Linked DNA regions of Homo sapiens: region 2 is linked to region 1. A link is a loop called in an ENCODE intact Hi-C map of the cell type or tissue named here. Cell type or tissue: Caco-2. All regions are shown on one strand. Each heading gives the region's core, and the rest is flanking DNA. Links, peaks and the distances in the headings are about the cores only.

What was found. A loop is a pair of places that touch in the nucleus more often than their neighbours do. Peaks named below come from ENCODE experiments on the same cell type or tissue, not always from the same donor. Only the 100,000 strongest peaks of a DNase experiment are listed, where the experiment ranks them.
Region 2: a loop joins it to region 1, with 14 times the contacts of the local background. A loop is called at or near these places in 5 of 110 quality-filtered maps.

What each region holds. Positions count from the first base shown.
Region 1 is chr6:138,013,912-138,023,306 of GRCh38, forward strand. It overlaps LOC105378021 (a long non-coding RNA gene), which reads right to left. Exons shown (of 3, transcript XR_943062.2): 3 at 1,635-1,761. Among named protein-coding and RNA genes, the nearest start is that of SIMALR, 73 kb to the left of the region's middle. In Caco-2, for the core only: no CTCF peak of the experiment used is centred there; DNase peaks (open chromatin) are centred at 3,630, 4,130 and 4,580.
Region 2 is chr6:137,657,691-137,667,085 of GRCh38, forward strand. It overlaps LINC03004 (long intergenic non-protein coding RNA 3004), which reads left to right and starts at 7,956. Exons shown (of 4, transcript NR_125867.1): 1 at 7,956-8,049. In Caco-2, for the core only: CTCF peaks have their summits at 4,094 (motif pointing right) and 4,310; DNase peaks (open chromatin) are centred at 2,321, 3,061 and 4,111.

The DNA of each region.
Region 1 (9,395 bases), core at 964-8,963:
AGAGAAATTTTGAGACAAGATACTAAAAAAGAATTCAAACTTTGGCAAGGATTCTCCTTAGTTTCCATAGGGAGGAATGCTTAATGCCAGTCTTGGCTCCCCTGCCAGAAGGGGAAAGAATGGAAGATTAATGGAGCCAAGTTGTTGAATAGGTAGAAAGGGTGTGGCTCTGGGCACAGGCATGAACAGGTCACCTTCTGGGACAGAGGAGCAATGAAGGGATTAGCTGCAGGTGCAGACATGTTTGCAAATGGGACAAAACAAAGTTCTGTGTGATGGCTTTGTTTTCTTGGTAAATTGCAAACAAAATCTGCTAGCAGTAAAAGTTGAGGTCATTGTTGCTACTGCTGCTGCTAAACGCAGAACCACATGTTGTGCACTGAATATGTGGGTGTGTCTTTTATGTGTGTTATCTTATTGAGCCCCTGACACAGCCTTCTGAAGTATTCTTAGTGAGATTTTACATATGAGGAAAATGGAACTTAAGATATTTATTCATGTCGCCCAACTAGTAAGTGCCAACAAGGGGAATGGAAGGAAATGGCAAATGGAGCAGCAGAGAATGATTTCTTGGTGTTTGAGAAGGAAATAAACACCAAAAATTTGCAGAGACACCAGTCTAAGGACTGAGTGATTTTCTCCAACTGTGTGATGGAACTGGGGCAGAGGAACAAGGGAGGAAGGGGACTGGACTGATTCGGGGCTGATATTCTACAGTGTGTCATGGAAGGACAAAGGGGCAAAAAAGTTGAGAATTTGGGCAAAAGTATAATCAAGAGAGAGGCTATGGGATCCAGGCTGGAAAGGGGAGCATAAAGCCTGTAGACAATAGGTCAAAATAAAATGAAAGGGTCATAGAAGTGGAGTTTGAAATGATGTCGAAGAGGCAAGTATTTGGGAATTTGGGATTCAGAGAGTCAAAAAACTGAAATAATATGAGACTGATAAAGTTATGGTCAAAGAATAGGAAATTGTAGTTACAGATTTTACATAGGGATCAATTCTGAAAAATCATCAGGTTCAGCATTACCAAAATGAAGTAAAGGTTAATGTAGTTAGACTTTAAAAGCACAAATAATTGAACTAGTATATAAAATGAGATGAATACTTATACATTTATTTATTTATTTACACCTTACTCTAGTCTTTAAAATATGAGGTATAGACTTTTTCTAGTAGTTTTTTTTTTTTTTTAATTTCCATAGGCTATTGGGGAACAAGTGGTATTTGGTTACATGAATAAGTTCTTTAGTGGTGATGTGTAAGATTTTGGTGCACCCATCACCTGAGCAATGTACACTGAACCCAATTTGTAGTCTTTTATCCCTCATCCCCTTACCACCCTTTTCCCCTCAAGTCCCCAAAGTCCATTTATCATCCTTACCGCCTTTTGCATCCTCATAACTTAGCTCCCATTTATGAGTGAGAACATATGATGTTTGGTTTTCCATTCCTGAGTTACTTCACTTAGAATCATAGTCTCCAATACCATCCAGGTTGGTGCAAATGCCATTAATTTATTCCTTTTTATGGCTGAGCAGTATTCCATGGTATATATGTACCACAATTTCTTTATCCACTTGTTGATTGATGGTGTTTGGGCTGGTTCCATATTTTTGCAATTGCGAATTGTGCTGCTGTAAACATGTGTGTGCAAGTATCTTTTTCATATAACGACTTCTTTTCCTCTGGGTAGATTTGGTGAGAGCTTGTCCTCTTTACCTCTGAGTAGATTTGGTGAGATAATGATGGTGAGACAAGCTAGAAAGAAATATGATAAATGAAGAAATATATTGTCAGTAACTGTGCTGGGAACTCATATATTTGGTACATGAAAATGACAAAGGGAAACTGGTTTTGCATGAAGCAGGAATGGAAAACAAGAAAAATTCTGACTTGCCTAATGGTAAGAGGAGTAATGGTGAGTACACAGTCCACACCAGAGAGGACCACAAAGAAGCATCATATCCTGGAAAGAAGGAGCAAGTTTTCTCTATGGCAAGGAGGTAGGATAATCATCATGTGATAAACTCGAGAGTTGTAGGAGACTGGGGACATGATCAAGGTATTGGAGGCAGCACTGGGTGAGAGCACAAGTCGGAAGGTGAGTGACACTGAGTGAGGCCAAGAGAGGAATTGCAAGGTGATATGCGAATGGGAATGAAACTTGCAGTTGACTGATTTTTTTCATTTGTGTCTTCTGCATTTATTTCTTAATTCATGTATTTTATCAGTATGGTCATGGATTTTATACTTTATAATCCAGTATTTTGTTATTTATTTTGTTGGTAAAATTGTTCGGCTTTGGCTATTGGGAGCTATTTTGGTTGGCTCCTGTGTCTCTTTGGCACATCCCCATTGTTTGACGTAGCCCCACTGTTTTGTTTTTTGAGCACAGCCTTACACTCTGGCATGACAAGATGTTCCAGGCTTATCTTGTATATTCTTTCCATTGGCCCTGGGATCCATCATTTCTCCCAAGAACTCTAGTTGCTTATATTGGAGAACGGCATTAGAAACCAGAATTTGGATGCTAGGTGTGCTTGCTGTTGCTGGGGTGTCGTGGATAGGCCCTCTCAGCAGACAGAGCTAGAAAATACATGCACACTAACCCACATATATATGCATATCTGTAATTAGTTCTATATCTATTCATCTGTGTCTATGTTAAGCTAGATATCAGTTCATTCTGATGTCTCCAGATCTAATCCAACATGGTTCATGGTGGCCTTTCTCCTCACTCAGCTGTAACCTTTCTCTCCAACAGTGAAAAGCCCTGGCTCCCATAATCTGCCATCCATTTTTTGTTTGTTCAATTGCAGTACACATGTACAGAAGTTTCAGAATTAACTCACACCCTCATGAGAAACAACCTTGCCAACTAGAATACAACATTTATGTACAATTCCTTTTGTCCTTAGTCTTGTAGTTTCCCGTCAAAGCACCATTTCCCAGTGTGACTTAGGTCAGCCATTTTTTCTCCCCCACTCCCACTGGTTGATTTTTAAACTGCCTTATTTATGTTTGGATATGTCATTATCAAACCATTTTCTACTCCATTTCTAAGTGTTGGCTTCTAGAATTTTAATCAGCCTAGCTTTTTTTAGCTTAATTTTTTAAAAAGCAACATGTTCCCTCATTTTCTCTCTTTTAAGGATATACTACAGTCATATCAAGCATGAAATTCTATCTTTCCTAGCTCATTAATAAATATAAACAAAATACTATTGGAAAAAGACTGTTACAGGTAGATGTGATAGAAGCTGGCTAGAGTGAGCAGGTTCACAAGAATCCTTGTGCAGGCAGAAAGTGTGACTCCTGGAGGCAGAGAAAAGGAGTGAAAGACTTGGAAGAGGTCTTCAATGATGGTTGAGGGTGAAATTAGCACACTGCCTTTCTTCAGTGCTATGTGCCTTAGGAGGAAATTAGGCAACAGGAAATGTGAGTGGTTCCTGACTTTCCAGAAGGTCAAATGTGACAATGGAGACTTTCCAGTACCATCAAGAGAGGATAGTGGAACTATTTCCACCAACAAGGGGGCTCTAACTGAGGGGAATTTTGATCTAACTGAGGGGAATTCCTAGCCACTTTAAAGATTCAGCTCACAGCATGGATGCCTGGGGAACTGGGAAGGTAAACACATAAGTGGGTATGCACTATCATTTTGCACACTACTTTGAAATGGCAGGTGTGTTTGAAGTAATCCATTGAAAGGCAAATTTTGCTTTCCCAGTCATAAACCAACATTCCACAGAGACCTAGGCTGTAGGATTACAGTAACTTTGATGTCCAAGAAATAGTCATAAAAATACCTTTAATAATAGAAACTTAAGGGATCTTTGTCATTTGACCTTCTGGTTCCTGATCATGAGACAAGCTAGGGCGGAACTTGTAAAAAAAAAAAAAAATCGAGGTACAAAATTGTTGGGATTTACCCGATTTTTAAAAAATGGAAAAATGTAAAGTCACATGTTTTAGGGTCATCTCGTTAGACTACAAAGTCAACAGACCTGGAATTCCGTTCAACTGAACATATATGATTAATGAGTGCCAACAACAAACATTCTGCTAGGCTTCAGGGCTTTCTTTCTTTTGAGATGCAGTCTCGCTCTGTTGCCAGACTGGAGTGCGGTGGCACAATCTCAACTCACTGCAACCTCTGCCTCCCAGATTCAAGCAATTCTCCTGCCTCAGCCTCCCAAGTAGCTGGGACTACAGGCACATGCCACCACACCCAGCTAATTTTTGGAGTTTTAGTGGAGACAGGGTTTCAACATGTTGGCCAGGATTGTCTCCATCTCTTGACCTCGTGATCCACCTGCCTTGGCTTCCCAAAGTGCTGGGATTACAGGCATGAGCCACCGTGCCTGGCCAGGGCTCTCACATAAAAGTGATTCAAACACAACAGTGCACATAGGAGCTTACAATTCAGTCAAGGGAACATGAACAATACACACACAGATAATGGTTGCATAGACTTCATGGTGAAGGTAGCCTTGGGGATGGGCCTAAAAAATGAATAGGATGTCACAAGGTGGAGATGAGAAGGAAAGCACTTCAAGCCAACTGACCAACAAAGCACAGATGTAAAAAATGCATGGTATTTGAGGGCAGGGTCAGTAGTCCAGTTTGGGGGTAGTAGTGGTTTTCAGAGTGTGATTCCCAGAGCATCTACTTCAGCATCACCTGAGAACTTGTTAGAAATGCAAATTCTCAGGTTTCAACATCTGACCCAGTAACTGCACCCTTAGGCATGTATTTCAAGAGAGATGAAAACCTATGCCCATGTAAAAACTTGTGCATGAATCTTTATAATAGCATTATTCATAATAGTCAGAAAGTAGTAGCAACCCAACTGTCCATCAACTGATGAATGGATAAATAAAATGTGATATATCCATACAGTGAAATATGATCCAACTATACAAAGGAATGAAATAATGATACATGTTACAATATGAATGAAATTTGAAAACATAGTAGTAAGTGAAAGAAGCCAGACACAAAGGACCACATATTATGTAATTCATTTTATATGAAATGTCAGAATAGGTTAATATATAGAGAGAAACAGTAGATTAGTGGCTTCTGGGGGCTGGGGACAGGGAGATATGGGAAGTGGCTACTATGGGTGTCTTTTAGGGTGATGAAAATATTCTAGCATTAGATAGTGGTAATAGTTGCAGAACCTTGTAAATATACTACAAACTACTAAATTGTACCTTTTGAGAGGGTTACCATTATGGTATGTGAATTATGTCACAATTAAATAAAAAAAGAAAGGAAAAGTATCATGTCTCACCTGAGTTCTCATGAATTGGAAGCCCAGGTGCTGGGGTCCTACAGCCTGCATGTCTATACCCCTCCAGGGGATTCTGATGCACACTACAGTATGTGACCACCTGGCTAGAGCAATGGGTCTCAGTCCTGGTCAGACATTATTATTAAATAGGAAATTTTTTTTAAGTATCAATTTCCTGGGCCCCACATCCAGAGATCTGATTCACTGGGCCAGGGAATCAGTGTTTTTCAAAAGCTACTCACATGAACCTCTTGTGTACCACAGTTGAGATCCACCAGTCTAAAGCCTAAGGCATGTGTATGTGGATGCTGGAGAGAGAGATTAGAGCCTCACTTTAGAAAGCCTTGATAAACAGCCTTGAGTGGAAGGAGATCATTAGTTCTGTATATTAAGATTTTTCTGGCAAAATGGGGAGAAAGGAATTGGCATGTGTAGACACTGAAGGCCATATGATCAGTTAAGAAATCTGGACAAGCGAAAGGAATCAAGGGTCGAAAGCAGAGTTGTGGTGATGGCAGGGAAAAGGAAGGAGTGAGAGAAATGGAGAAAGACACACAGGCTGTGAAAACAAACAGGACCGGGACCCCCTCAGTCCGGTCCTATTTGTTTTCACAGTCTGTGTGTCTTTCTCCATTTCTCTCACTCCCTCTCAGAGTGAGGAGTCGAAGTTGCCTTCAGAGTTGAGTCTAGGTGACTAGACAAAGGTAACATCGTCAAAACAAATAAGGAAACCAGGGCCAACGCGGTGGCTCACGCCTGTAATCCCAGCACTTTGGGATGCCGAGGCGGGAGGATCACGAGGTCAGCAGATCGAGACCATCCTGGCTAACACGGTGAAACTCCGTCTCCACTAAAAATACAAAAAAAAATTAGCCAGGCGTGGTGGCGGGCGCCTGTAGTCCCGGCTCCTCGGGAGGCTGAGGCAGGAGAATGGCGTGAACCCGGGAGGCGGAGCTTGCAGCCTGGGCGACAGAGCGAGACTCCGTCTCAAAAAAAAATAAAAAATAAAAAAATAAGGAAACCAAGGGTTTCTGCTGGTGTTTTGGTGTGAAAGAATGAGAAATACAGGACAAAGGGGAAAGTTTGAAGGGTAAAGGTGAGAATAAAATAAGGATCATCCAGGACACACCTACTTTTAAAACAAAACAACAGCTGCAACTATTCCACGAGCAAATCAGATTCTGCCCAATTTCTCTGAAATTAGCATTAGCATTGCAAATATAAGATTAAATCAATTATGGGAGCTTTTATTAGTTTCTAGTGTTGCCATAACAAATTATTTCAAACTTAGTGGCTTAAAACAGCATAACTTTATCTTAGGTCAGATGGCTGACACAGGTCTCCACTGGGCTGAAATCAAGGTCTGGGCAGGACTGCATGCCTATTAAGAGGGTCTGGAAAAAAAATCCGTTTCGTTGCCTTTTCCATCTTCCAGAGGCCACCTGTATTCCGTGGCTGATGGACCCTTCCTCCATCTTTAAAGCCAGCAATAGTGAGTTGAGCTTTTTCATAGTTCAGCACTTCGACTTCCTCATCTGCCTACCTCCTCCACTTTTAAAGGACCCTGTAATTACACTGGAACCACCCACAATAATCTGGGTTAATCTCCCTATTTTAAGTTCAGCTGATTAGCAACCTTAATTCCAACTCCAACCTTCATTCCTCTTTGCCATGTAATGTAATATAATCACAGATTCTGAGGTTTAGGATGGGCATCTTTGGAGGTCATTATTCTGCCTACCACACAGCCATTTCATATTTTTAGACTCACTATACAAATTCAATTTCTGCCTTCCAGATCTGTTCTAGTATTCCATAATGTGCATGAAACTATGTTCCTTTTTACAGCAGCTTTACTCAATGGTAGTGGAACTTACAACAAGCCAGATAACAGTAGGGTATCACCAATAGCTTACAGTTCAATACTAAGGAATAATATTAACTTAAGAGTGTGCCTATAAACAAATTGCAAAGGATTTCTTTCTTTTATCATAGAAATCAAGAAGTTTCTGAATCACTTTCAGTTTTACCTCTACTTTTGTCCAGTTTATGAGACTTACATTAGTTTGCTTGGCTGTAGTAACAAAGTGCCATGGATTGGGTGGCTTAAAAAACAGGAATTTATTTTCTCATAGCCTGGAGGCTGGAAACCTGAGATCAAGGTGTCTGAGGGCTATGGAGGAAAGATCTGCTCTACGCCTCCCTCCTTGGCTGATAGACATCTGTCTTCTCCCTGTGTCTTCATAAAGCATTCCACCTTTATATGCCTGTATCCAGATTTCTTCTTATAAGGGCACCAATCATATGGGATTAGGGCCCATACTCTAATTTAATTACTCCTTAAATGCCCTATTTCCAAATCCAGTTACATTCCAAAGTACTAGGGATTAGGACTTTGACACTTGAATTTTTGTGTGAGAGACACAATTCAGCCCATAACGTAATAGGACAATGAGGTATTATCCATAATAAGATAAACCTGTTACAAAATGAGCATCATGTTCTGACACCAATGGTTAGTGGCTGCCTTACAGTATCTTTTGGGAAGGATTCTGACGGCATATATAGCTCAGTTAGAAAGAGCACTAAGATCAACTAGCAATGACCCCATGGACGCCAGCTGGTGAGGTGGCAAGCGATGTGCTGCAGATTTGCAAACCTTCTCATGGCTCAGTTGCCACACAGGCAATGAGAGATTCTTTTGCTAAGTACAGAGTAGGCTACTATCAGGAAAGATAAAATTGGATGCTGATGGACTGAGCCATCAGCTACATTATAACCTGGAATTTATTGTCCCACCTCCACTCTAAGTTTGGAATGTTGTTATTTGTACTATATGGTTCCAGACTGACCAGTGTCTAAATGCTTAAATAATAATTTGAAAACCTGCCTAAGGAATATAAGGTATTAATATGAATTATTTATCAATAAAGGATGCCTTTTATAGGAAAATGAAATCATTAGAGAAGGTAGTTATTACATTGTTTTGACTTTATACAGCATGGATTCATTTAACAATAATACACTTAGACATGGCCCATAAAAAAGAATTGGCTGTAAAACTATCAGGAGACCTGATACTGTTTTCATTAAAAATGACAAACCATCATTATTGAAGGATGAATATGATTTTTATAAGAGTAACTGTGTGAAAATTTTGACTGAGCTATAGTCCCCAGAATGGTTCAGGGTACCTTTATAGTATCAAAACTCTGCCAATAACTATCACAGCTTCAAACCAGCCACTTAGCAGGCAGATTCCTGAGAGTGTATCGGCAGGAGAATTTTTTTTTTTTTTTTTTTTTTTTTTGAGATGGAGTCTTGCTCTGTCGCCCAGGCTGGAGTGCAGTGGCAGGATCTCGGCTCACTGCAAGCTCCGCCTCCCGGGTTCACGCCATTCTCCTGCCTCAGCCTACCGAATAGCTGGGACTATGGGTGCCCGCCACCACGCCCGGCTAATTTTTTGTATTTTTAGTAGAGACGGGTTTTCACCGTGTTAGCCAGGATGGTCTCGTTCTCCTGACCTCGTGATCCACCCGCTTGAGCCTCCCAAAGTGCTAGGATTACAGGCATGAGCCACCGCGCCCGGCCATCAGCAGGAGACTTTAAGACAATTTGGGTTAGAGCCTTATCCAAATTATCGCAGTCATACATCTCTAGTCTCATGCCACTGGTAACCCAAAGAGATGGCAAAAGGAGAAGGGCTGAGACTCAGCACCTTTCACTAGCAGGAGCCAATTCTGTTGGCATTCCTGATGTTTCAAGACCCACATCAACAGACTCCGAGAGAGTTTCCAAGATAAACTGGAACGTATGCTGGATGTACTTTTAACCACAGAAGTTAGTCTTTACTGAGAAGTATGTAGCAAGAGCAAGCTGACTTCTGCCACTCTGTTCAAGATCCTGGGGACAGTGTCATGTGAGGCTGGAGCACAAGAGAACTAGTGTTACATTGCCAGGTGGGCCAACATTAAAGCGCCCTGTCAGGGTGACCTGACCACAGTGGAACCAGGACTGATGAGAGTTACCAAGAGAGCAGCATAAATGATCCCTCCTCTCCAGTCTCTCAAATGAAGGAAGAGAATCTCTTGGC
Region 2 (9,395 bases), core at 950-8,949, 360 kb before region 1:
AACACATTTCGTCTTGATGTTGGAATTTCTATCTGACTCATTATTTAGCTTTGTATTCATAGTTTTGGTTCAAATGTTTACTTAGCATGCAATTATGAGCTTAAGGTGTCAGGAAGGCTACCACCCAGAATAAGCTAAGACTTGAAAAGGATACAAAACTCAATATTAGGAAAATGTGAAGGGAAATTACAATGGGGGTTTTAAGTTTTATTTGAGCAAGAAGAACAAGGAAGCAATTTGCCTACTGCCTGGAGCAAGTGAGGTAATGTTGACAGATATCAGACAGAAAGCAGATCATCCCCAGTTCAGTATTTTCTGTAGAGAAGGCTGTTCAGAGAGAGAAAGGTAAGTCAATGGAAATCCAAGATTTGTTGGGAATTTTTGGAAAATATAACACTAATCAAATGGAGCCTATCAAATGTAGTCAGTTCTCTGTGGCTCAGGCACATTAGAGTGAAAACAGAGAGAAGTGGTTTCTTAACTGCCAAAAATGATCTTTTAGTAGCACATAGAGCAAGGGAGATACTCAAAAAAGAAAAAAAGTAGCACATAACATATTGATTTGGACTCTGCAGACTATAGATCAGCAAGACTGATATTGGTATTAGATAAAATTCTAGGGAAATGTATTAAAAGGATGGTCTGTGATGTAATGACATGGTGACCCTGGGGAGACATAATGATTTCTGGGAGGGAGCATCTGGTTCATTAGAGCACGTGCATCTGGACAGTGCTCATTGCCTTGACTGATGGGTTTACTGGAGAAGTAACAGCAGTGAATAGAGATTTAGCATGGCATTGACCTAGAGTCCCATGACATCCTTGCAGACAGTGGGGAAAATATGCCTATGTTGATGGGTATGAGTTGCTTGCACTGATGTAGCTCTAACATGCAGGTTAAAGGATCCTGGTTGGAGGTCTCTCATGGTCAGACTCAGCACTGAGACTCCCTCCTGTTCCACATTTTCACAGCTAACTGAAGGGGATTTATATGGTACAGAGATCACATCTGTGGGTGCTGATGAAAAGCTGACATTTGCGGTAGGAAGGAGGCTATACATATAGAAAAAATTTTACACCAGTGTGACAGAATTAGAATCCTCAAAGGGCTTTTACAGACTAGCGTGACGGACCCAATCTAATCTGTTGTCTAGGTCTCAGTTTTCTCAGCTGTGAAATGGGGGATCGTGAGATTATCATTCCCATAGGATTGCTGTGGAGATTCAATAAAATAATGGATTAAATGACAATGCATTTAGCCCCACACATAGGCCATGTTTAGCGCTCAGCTATTATTTTCTTTGATACAACTACTAATATAGTTACAGGCAATAAGTAAAACCAAACAAAAGGAAAAACCAAAAAACTCCAGACTTAGAGTCAAAGATCAGCTTCACATATACAAAACCAGGAAGGTGTAACTTAATGGAAATTCATGGGACAAATATCTAAGTGTTTGGACTGACCTTAAGCTCCATGTGAGCCAGAGTGTATCTAACTGTCACTAACATTGCATGTGTGACTTGGATTGCCTACCAGAATTTGTGTCTAGAACAAGAAAAGTAGCAATTTCATTTGCCTATTTGAAGCTCTTTCCAAGGGACCTCTCACCAGAGGGTCCAAGTCCAGAGCTGGGCCACTAACCTTCAGGGAGTCTCATCCCTGGCTGCAAATTAGAATCACCTGGGGAGCTTAGATGACTACCAATGTCTCTGAGCCCTAACCCAAAACAACTAAATCAGAACCCTAGCCACTGCTTTAAATTAAATATTGACCATTAGGAGCTTTTCCTTTAGAAATGTATCCAGGACAGTGATGGGATTTGAAACTCAGCTATCTAAAAAGTGATTATGCAAATATCCAGGATTTATTTAAGAAAGGTGGATGTGTGCCATTAAACAACTGAAGGGCTGAGATGTAGAAGCTAAGATTTACTTTTCCTGTTTTGAAAGGGCAGAACTTGGACACTGCATGAATTAAAGGAAAATAGATAGGTATTAATTTAAAAATAATATTCCAAACTACTAAATTTGCTAGAAAATTAAACGAGTTGTTTTGAGAAATAATTAAATTCCTATGATTGCTGGTGTTCAATGTTTTCCTGACTACTTTCCAGGTATGTTATAGAAGGAAATTGTATGCATAAAAGGAGGCCTTTATGTTTCAATCAGTTAATACCTTTATGATTTTATTAAAAATTCTTATTCTTTTAGCTGATGAAATTGACCACATTCACCAAGCTGTCGAGGGGCAGGCATTGGTAGTTTTTAAAGGCTCGTCAGGTGCCTTGCCACCTCCCAGCAATGTTCTGGTTCCTGACTCCACCTGATTCCCAGAACCCTAGTGATAAGAATGCTGTATGATTAACCAGGGGGTTGTGGAAAACAATCCTCTATGCTCCATTCACACTGTACCTGGGAAAGACTTTAAACAGTTAAGGTAACAAAACCTAGAGATCTAGACAACAGTGTGTGACACAGAATCCTGGAATCCTTGGGAATTTTCTTTGTTTTGACTATTCCAATCTCTAACAGGCCGATTGAATTCTGTTAAAAAAAAAAAACTTTGTGGTAAAAGTCTTCAACATATCACAAAAGATTTTTGATCCTCAGTCAATTACCCATTTATTTGAAAACAGTCAATACAATTGAATTCCAGTGAAATAAAAGGAGTTGGATAGTCCCTTGGAGGTTGTGACAATAGAGGGTTAAATTTTTACTCTGGGGCTCAAAGTCCAGAATACCATCTGCTTAGTCCACCTCTTTCTGTTCCTATTTTTAATGCATTGTTCTTTCTGAACATGAATAACATTTCTGTGCTAATAAATCTGCATTGCTGCAGGTAAATGATTATTAGTTCATCAAAAGGGAGAAAAAGCACCTTAGCAAAGAAGAGAGTTTTATTTCATCCAGGTTATTCATTATTGATCAGAAAACAAGAGCTATCCCATTAATTCTGTGAAATTCCAACTGATCTCTTTGTTTCACCGCCAAAGACTGAGAGGGAGAAGGGCCTTTCCTTTCAACCTTAATCTCAGTCTCAAGTCAATTTGTTTTTAAATTTTAGGAAAAGCCTTTTCAGTCATTAATTGATCTAGTGAATTGGCGGGGGGTGGGGTGGGGCTCTGTTTCCACCTCATTACTCAACATCTTTGTTTTTCTATGTGTTTTCTTTCATTAAACATAACTGTGAAAAGAATTGACTGGTTTTGACCAATGTGGTATGCTATAAAGAATATTAAAATATACCTTCATTATTTGGTTTAGGTTAGATCATTTTGAATCAAAATGGATCCAGAGAAGAGTTTTTAGACCTATAACATTTTGGGTGTTTAACAAATATTTGTTGGGTTAGTGAATAATTCCCATAACATTAAACACAATATAAAAAATTACTGGAGGCAGGGTCTCACTCTGTTGCCCAGGCTGGAGTGCACAAGCACAATCATAGCTCACTACAGACTTGAACTCCTGGGCTCGAGTGATCCTCCCACCTCAGCCTCCCAAGTAGCTAGAACTACAGGCTCACACCACCATGCCCGGCTAACTTTTATTGTTTTGTGGAGATGGTGTCTTGATATGTTGCCCAAGCTGTTCTCAAACCCCTGGCCTCCCAAAGGACTGGGCAAAAAATTATCGTTATTATTATTATTATTATTATTTTGAGGCAGAGTCTCGCTCTGTCGCCAGGCTGAAGTGCAGTGGCACGATCTTGGCTCACTGCAACCTCTGCCTCCCAGGTTCCAGCGATTCTCCTGCCTCAGCCTCATGAGCAGCTGGGACAACAGGCCCGCACCACCACGCCCAGCTAATTTTTGTGTTTTTAGTAGAGGCGGGGTTTCACCATTTTGGCCAGGATGATCTCGATCTCTTGACCTTGTGATCAACCCACCTTGGCCTCCCAAAATGCTGGGATTACAGGAGTGAGCCACCTCGCCTGGCCAAAAAATTATTTTTATATCCACATTTGTCTATGTGATTCACTTTATCCAAGATGAGTTCTACGATTTTGTGGTCTATGCTGTTAGTTGCCTTCCCTTGATCCCTTCTCTCATTTCTCAGGTGCTAACAAAACCCCAATTTTGTTAGGGCAGGGATGTCCCCAGGAAAACATGCTAGCCACTAGGTGGAGCCGGGAGATACAGGTCTAGCCAATGAGAAGAAACCTTAACCTGCTGAAAGCTTCAGAGAAAGCTTTCGGATTTCTTATTAAAGGGGAATTGATAAGGCGCCACCTGTCCCATTTTTCCTGTCTTGAACCCACAACTCAAGCATTCATGTTGTGAAGATGGGGAAAGGGTAAGCAAACTGCAGAGACATTGGCCCTGCCGTGGAAGATCTGCTATTTAGAAAAAAAGTCACAACCCATGATACATGCAGCAGATATGTAGTCTCTAGTAGGCTTGAGGTACTGTTTTGTCCAGAGGCAGGTAACCAAGAAGCTGATGCTTAAATTGTGTTTTCAGTCAAATGAAAGAAGAACATCTTGAATTTATACAATGACTGGGAGAAGGCTTAATGTGTTCTTAGAATTGTAACTCCTATTTGGAGAGATTGCAAAAAGGAGCACCAGGGACAGAACCCTTGGAAGGGCCACAGGTAAGGGGAAGCTAATAATGAAATGAAAACCAAATGCATGCCCCCGTTCTATGCAACTACTGACTTTCTTCCTACAAATGTTAGTTCAAGCCTAAAAGAAATGTGATTAAACTCGAGAAAAAGAAATAACAAAAATTAAATATTTTACTTCTTTATCCTTTTTTCAATTAATAATGTATGAAATGGCCAAGTGCGGTGGCTCACACCTGCAATCCCAGCACTTTGTAAGGCCAAGGTGGGCAGATCACCTGAGGTCAGGAGCTCAAGACCAGCCTGGCCAACATGGTGAAACCCCATCTCTACTAAAAATACAAAGATTAGCCAGGCGTGGTGGTGTGCACCTGTAATCCCAGCTACTTGGGAGGCTGAGGCAGGAGAATCACTTGAACCCAGGAGGTGGAAGTTGCAGTGAGCCAAGATCATACACCACTGCACTCCAACCTGGGTGATAAAGTGAGACTCCATCTCAAGTACTACTACTAATAATATTAATAATGATAATAATAACGTATGAAGCAATATTCAACTGGCAGTAAAGATTGTAGCTGGGTTCTCATCTGGTTGACTCAATGCTTCTATTTCTCTTGATTTCCTTTTCTGATCATTCTATAATCTTTTAGTAGGGAGATGAAATAAGTTCTTTGTTATTGATGATTCATTTAAAGAATCACATTTAATTTCTCTAAAGCAGCAGTGAGCAAACTTTTTCTGCAAAGGATAAATATTTTAGGCTTTGTGGGACACAAGCTCTCGTTGCAACTATTCCACTTTACCGATGTACTGGGAAAGCAGCTCTAGACAATGTATAAATGACTAGGTGTGGTTGTTTTAATAAAATTTTATTTACCAAAACAGGCAAAGAACTAAACATGACCCATGAGTCCAGTTTGTTAACCGCTACTCTAAAGTAACATTAATGTGAAGTTCCAACTATCTGTGTTGGATTAAGCTACTTAGTCCACACTTAAGACATGAGAATCAGTAATTATAGACTCTTAAATTTTTCAAGTTGGAGGGAAACTGACTCAGTAAGAATAAGAAACACACCCTCATTGACAGCAGAGCCAGGCGTGGAATCTGGGGATTTGGGAATCCCAACTGAGTTGCCTCTTCACAGCCATCATTCATTCTACTATTAAAAAAAAATTGTAATGTATAGAAAAATGAGCATGTGATGCCTAATTTCAAAATTCCTTAGGGCTTTTTAAGGAAATATCTTTGTTATATTAAATAGTAAATATTTATGCATGATATTAATGTTAGAAGTTTTTATTGTGATCTTTGTTTTTGTGTTCTAAGAGATTTTATAGGTTAAACACACACAATGTTGTTTAATTGATGCCATCTTTCATTAGGCAGAGCTTACTACCATTTGCAAATTTAATGCTTCTTTCATGACTGAACTGAAGCCTAAAGTTGTAAATAGTGATGTGCAAGGGCCAGCACAGTTCCCATCCTGTCTTCCAGAGAACCTTACATGCATCCCAAAGCCCGGGAGAGAGCAGTCACATCGAGGGTGCATTGCTCATCAGAGTCTTGGGGCCTTCTGGGCAGCGGTTAACCTGGATCTCAAAGAGAAAACTCCTATTTCCAGTATAAAAAGAAGGCAGTATAGGTGGGTGGCTAAGCTGATGAGTGAAAAGCAAGAAAAGAGTGGTATTGAACCTCTGGGTACTGAACAAAACAATGTGGCTATTTGGTTCTAGGCAAAAAGAAAGAGCCAAATGACATTTATGCTCATTTCCTGCTTCCAAACTTACCATGCCCATCCTCAGTACTCAGTCCTTCAGGGCGACATCCCTTCCAAGCTAACAGTTTTACCACTGCCGTCTGTTGGATAGAAACTAAATTTCATCATGATATCTTCTTACAGGACAATTTAAGTAAATCAGAAAGGTTGGAACTAAGCTCTAGTCCCAGTGGGCTCCCAACCACCCATTCAAAGCCAAAGTTCTTGAGAATGACATTTTTTCCCCACATGGGCAATTGGGAACATTGATGGTTACTGTGATTCTAAAATCAGTGTGTCCTGCTTATGTAATAGATGATATAAAAACAGTGCTACGTCAGTGATTTCCAAACTTTCTTTTTTGGTAGCGAGTCATATTCAAACAAAATCTTGAATACGCTGTTCAGTTTGAAGTCAGGACCCATTTCAGCCCCACAGCAGTTCCTGCAGCCTCTCCACAGAAACAAAGCACCGAACAAAGGCCAGTGTGGAAAAACGTACTCAATGGAATTTCTGTGTTTAGAGAAACCCTAGAGAGGATACTTTGTGAATTTCTTTTTCTGTTTAAAAACTTTTTTTTATAAATTGATCTCCAAATCATGAAGCACTTTTCTCCCTCCAAATTTTCGTGTCAATTTTATCATTTCCACAGACAAAAGTTCTGCCAAATTTCTGCAGCTCAGTGAGCCACAATATTATCAGTATTTAGTGTTCCTATCATTCTGGAAGGTGTAGAAGTTAGAGGAATATATACTTGTCCACACAAGGTGGTCTCTGGGGCTGTCTTCTAAAGCCTACCAAGTGCTCATTCATTACTTATTTAAAGATATAGTGTTTTGACACCTGATGGGCTTAAAATTAAATGATTTTCTTGTTTCCCAATAGGGTGTCTATCTCTTGGGGGCAGACCTACTATAAGCAAGAATCAACATTTTTTAAAAGTTAAAAGAATTAACTTATAATGAGAAACATGACAATCACACAGAGCATTCTCTACTATGGTAGATCTACAAGATGTCCTAGCCCATCAGCCTAGAACCAAAAGGAACAGACCTGAAGTCTGAAAAATTAAGTTTATAGAACCATTTCCAAACAAGGAAAAAGCTGAGTTATTATAGAATTTGAAGGAAGGGTGGAATTAAGGTGAACATTAAATGAAGCAGTGCTTTGATAGGCTCAAAACAAAACAAGACTTTGAGTAGAGGATCAATATCAAGTCTGGACCATGACATGGACTTCAGGCCCTGTTTCCTTAAAAACTACTAAGTTAAGATTGATGTTGAATATTGTGTCTAGACACCCCTTATCTGAAGCTCTATAACTGGCTTGGAAATGGAGGCTGCTTCACTGGGTCAAGGTGACTGAGATCCTCCGGGCAAGAATGGAATATTTCATCCTTAATGATACTATTTCAAATGTGACATTTTGATAGTCTATGATGTTAGATAAACTTGTTTCTTCATGAGTAAGAAGGCAGTAATCCTTCAAAGAAGAAGGAAGGTTGCGTGACACTTTATAGCTGTGGTCCTTAGGAGAAACATTGTTTCCCATAAATATTGTTGCTGGCTTTATAATCATGTCTGTTATTCTAAACTGATGGATGACTGGAGGAATGTTTACTTTCTCAGGGGATGGCAAATGGCTCTCTCAGTTAGCTGGCTGAGCATGTGAGCAGTCCGTACGACCAAGATCATTGTTGTCTCCAGCAGTGGAGAGCACCAGGTGAGGATGGCAGCCACACTCACCTCCCATTGACCTTGACCCTTCCGTCTCTCCTGTGCCTCCCTTATTCCTTAAACCCTTCCCTATTTTCCCTGGTGGTGAGATGGGGAAGACGGAGGTGGCAAAAACTTTCTTTTGATACATCCCTCCTTTACATGTGCTAATATTTTCAGTCAAACTTTTCATCTTTTTGTCTTGGTCCCTTTTGCATTATCTTCATAGCTTAATTCTGAGAGGGTAATGGACATCACATCACATTTCTAAATTATTAGGGGACATATCTCATCATTTCCCCTAAAAATTATTTTTAAAAACTGTATATTAGTTCAATACAAGGAAACATAGACCAAATTATCCTTAGTAAATAATTATAGTTTTGGTTGAAGTCACAATTTGGTTGAATTGTAATTTTAGAAAGCAGTAAGATAATCTCATCCAACACATTTGTTTTAGAAATGACATAATGGAAGCCCAGAGAAGCATAATAATGTGTCAAATTTTGAGGGGGCCGCAGAGCCTGGCCAGATATAGAACAGATGTGTTGATTTCTTTATTGTTAGGGTGAAGGTTGCTAGCCAAATATCTAGCTTCCCCTTCAGCTGAATTAAAATAAAATATTGAAAACAACTTCTAAGTAAAACTGACTATCTTATGTTTACTTGGTAACATGGTAGTTTGTTTATTGTGGGTTAACTCTTTGCCTGACTAAATGAAAGTGAAAATGATATTTTCAGCCCTCCAGCACTTTTTTTTAAAAAAGGAGATGCTTCTACATACACACTTTCCTTTTTAAAAATGTATAGAAAAGTTAATAAATGAGTTCACTTTCAAATCAAAGGTTTCTTGATGTGACTTCTACATAATTTTCTGAATTTTCCAAATGAGGTAGATCTGAAATCCCCAGGGCAATTTCTGTTCATGGATAAGCCGGATAAGCCTGGACTTCCCAAGTGATGTCACAGTGAGACTTGAGCTTCGATAACCAAGAACTTCAAGACCAAACCATCATTTCAAGAGATTATCGAGAAAATGAATGTGAGAAGAGCTTGGTGAGATGTTCAACTGAAATAATATAGTCCTGTTTTCCTTAAGTACTTATAATTACATGTTGAAAATGAACTCTAAAAATTTATTGCTATCCAGTGTCTGAATAACCTGAAGAGAACATTGTAAAAACTGTCTAGCAAGATGTTTACAGCAAAATATTTTTAAGTGATGAAAACAATTTGCAAGACAATCTAGATACTACAATTCAAGTTTGGGTAAAAAACAAAAAAAAGAAAAAGAAAAGAAAAGGAAAGAATGGAAAAAAAAATTACCTGTTGGTAGTTGTGAGTATGTGGAAA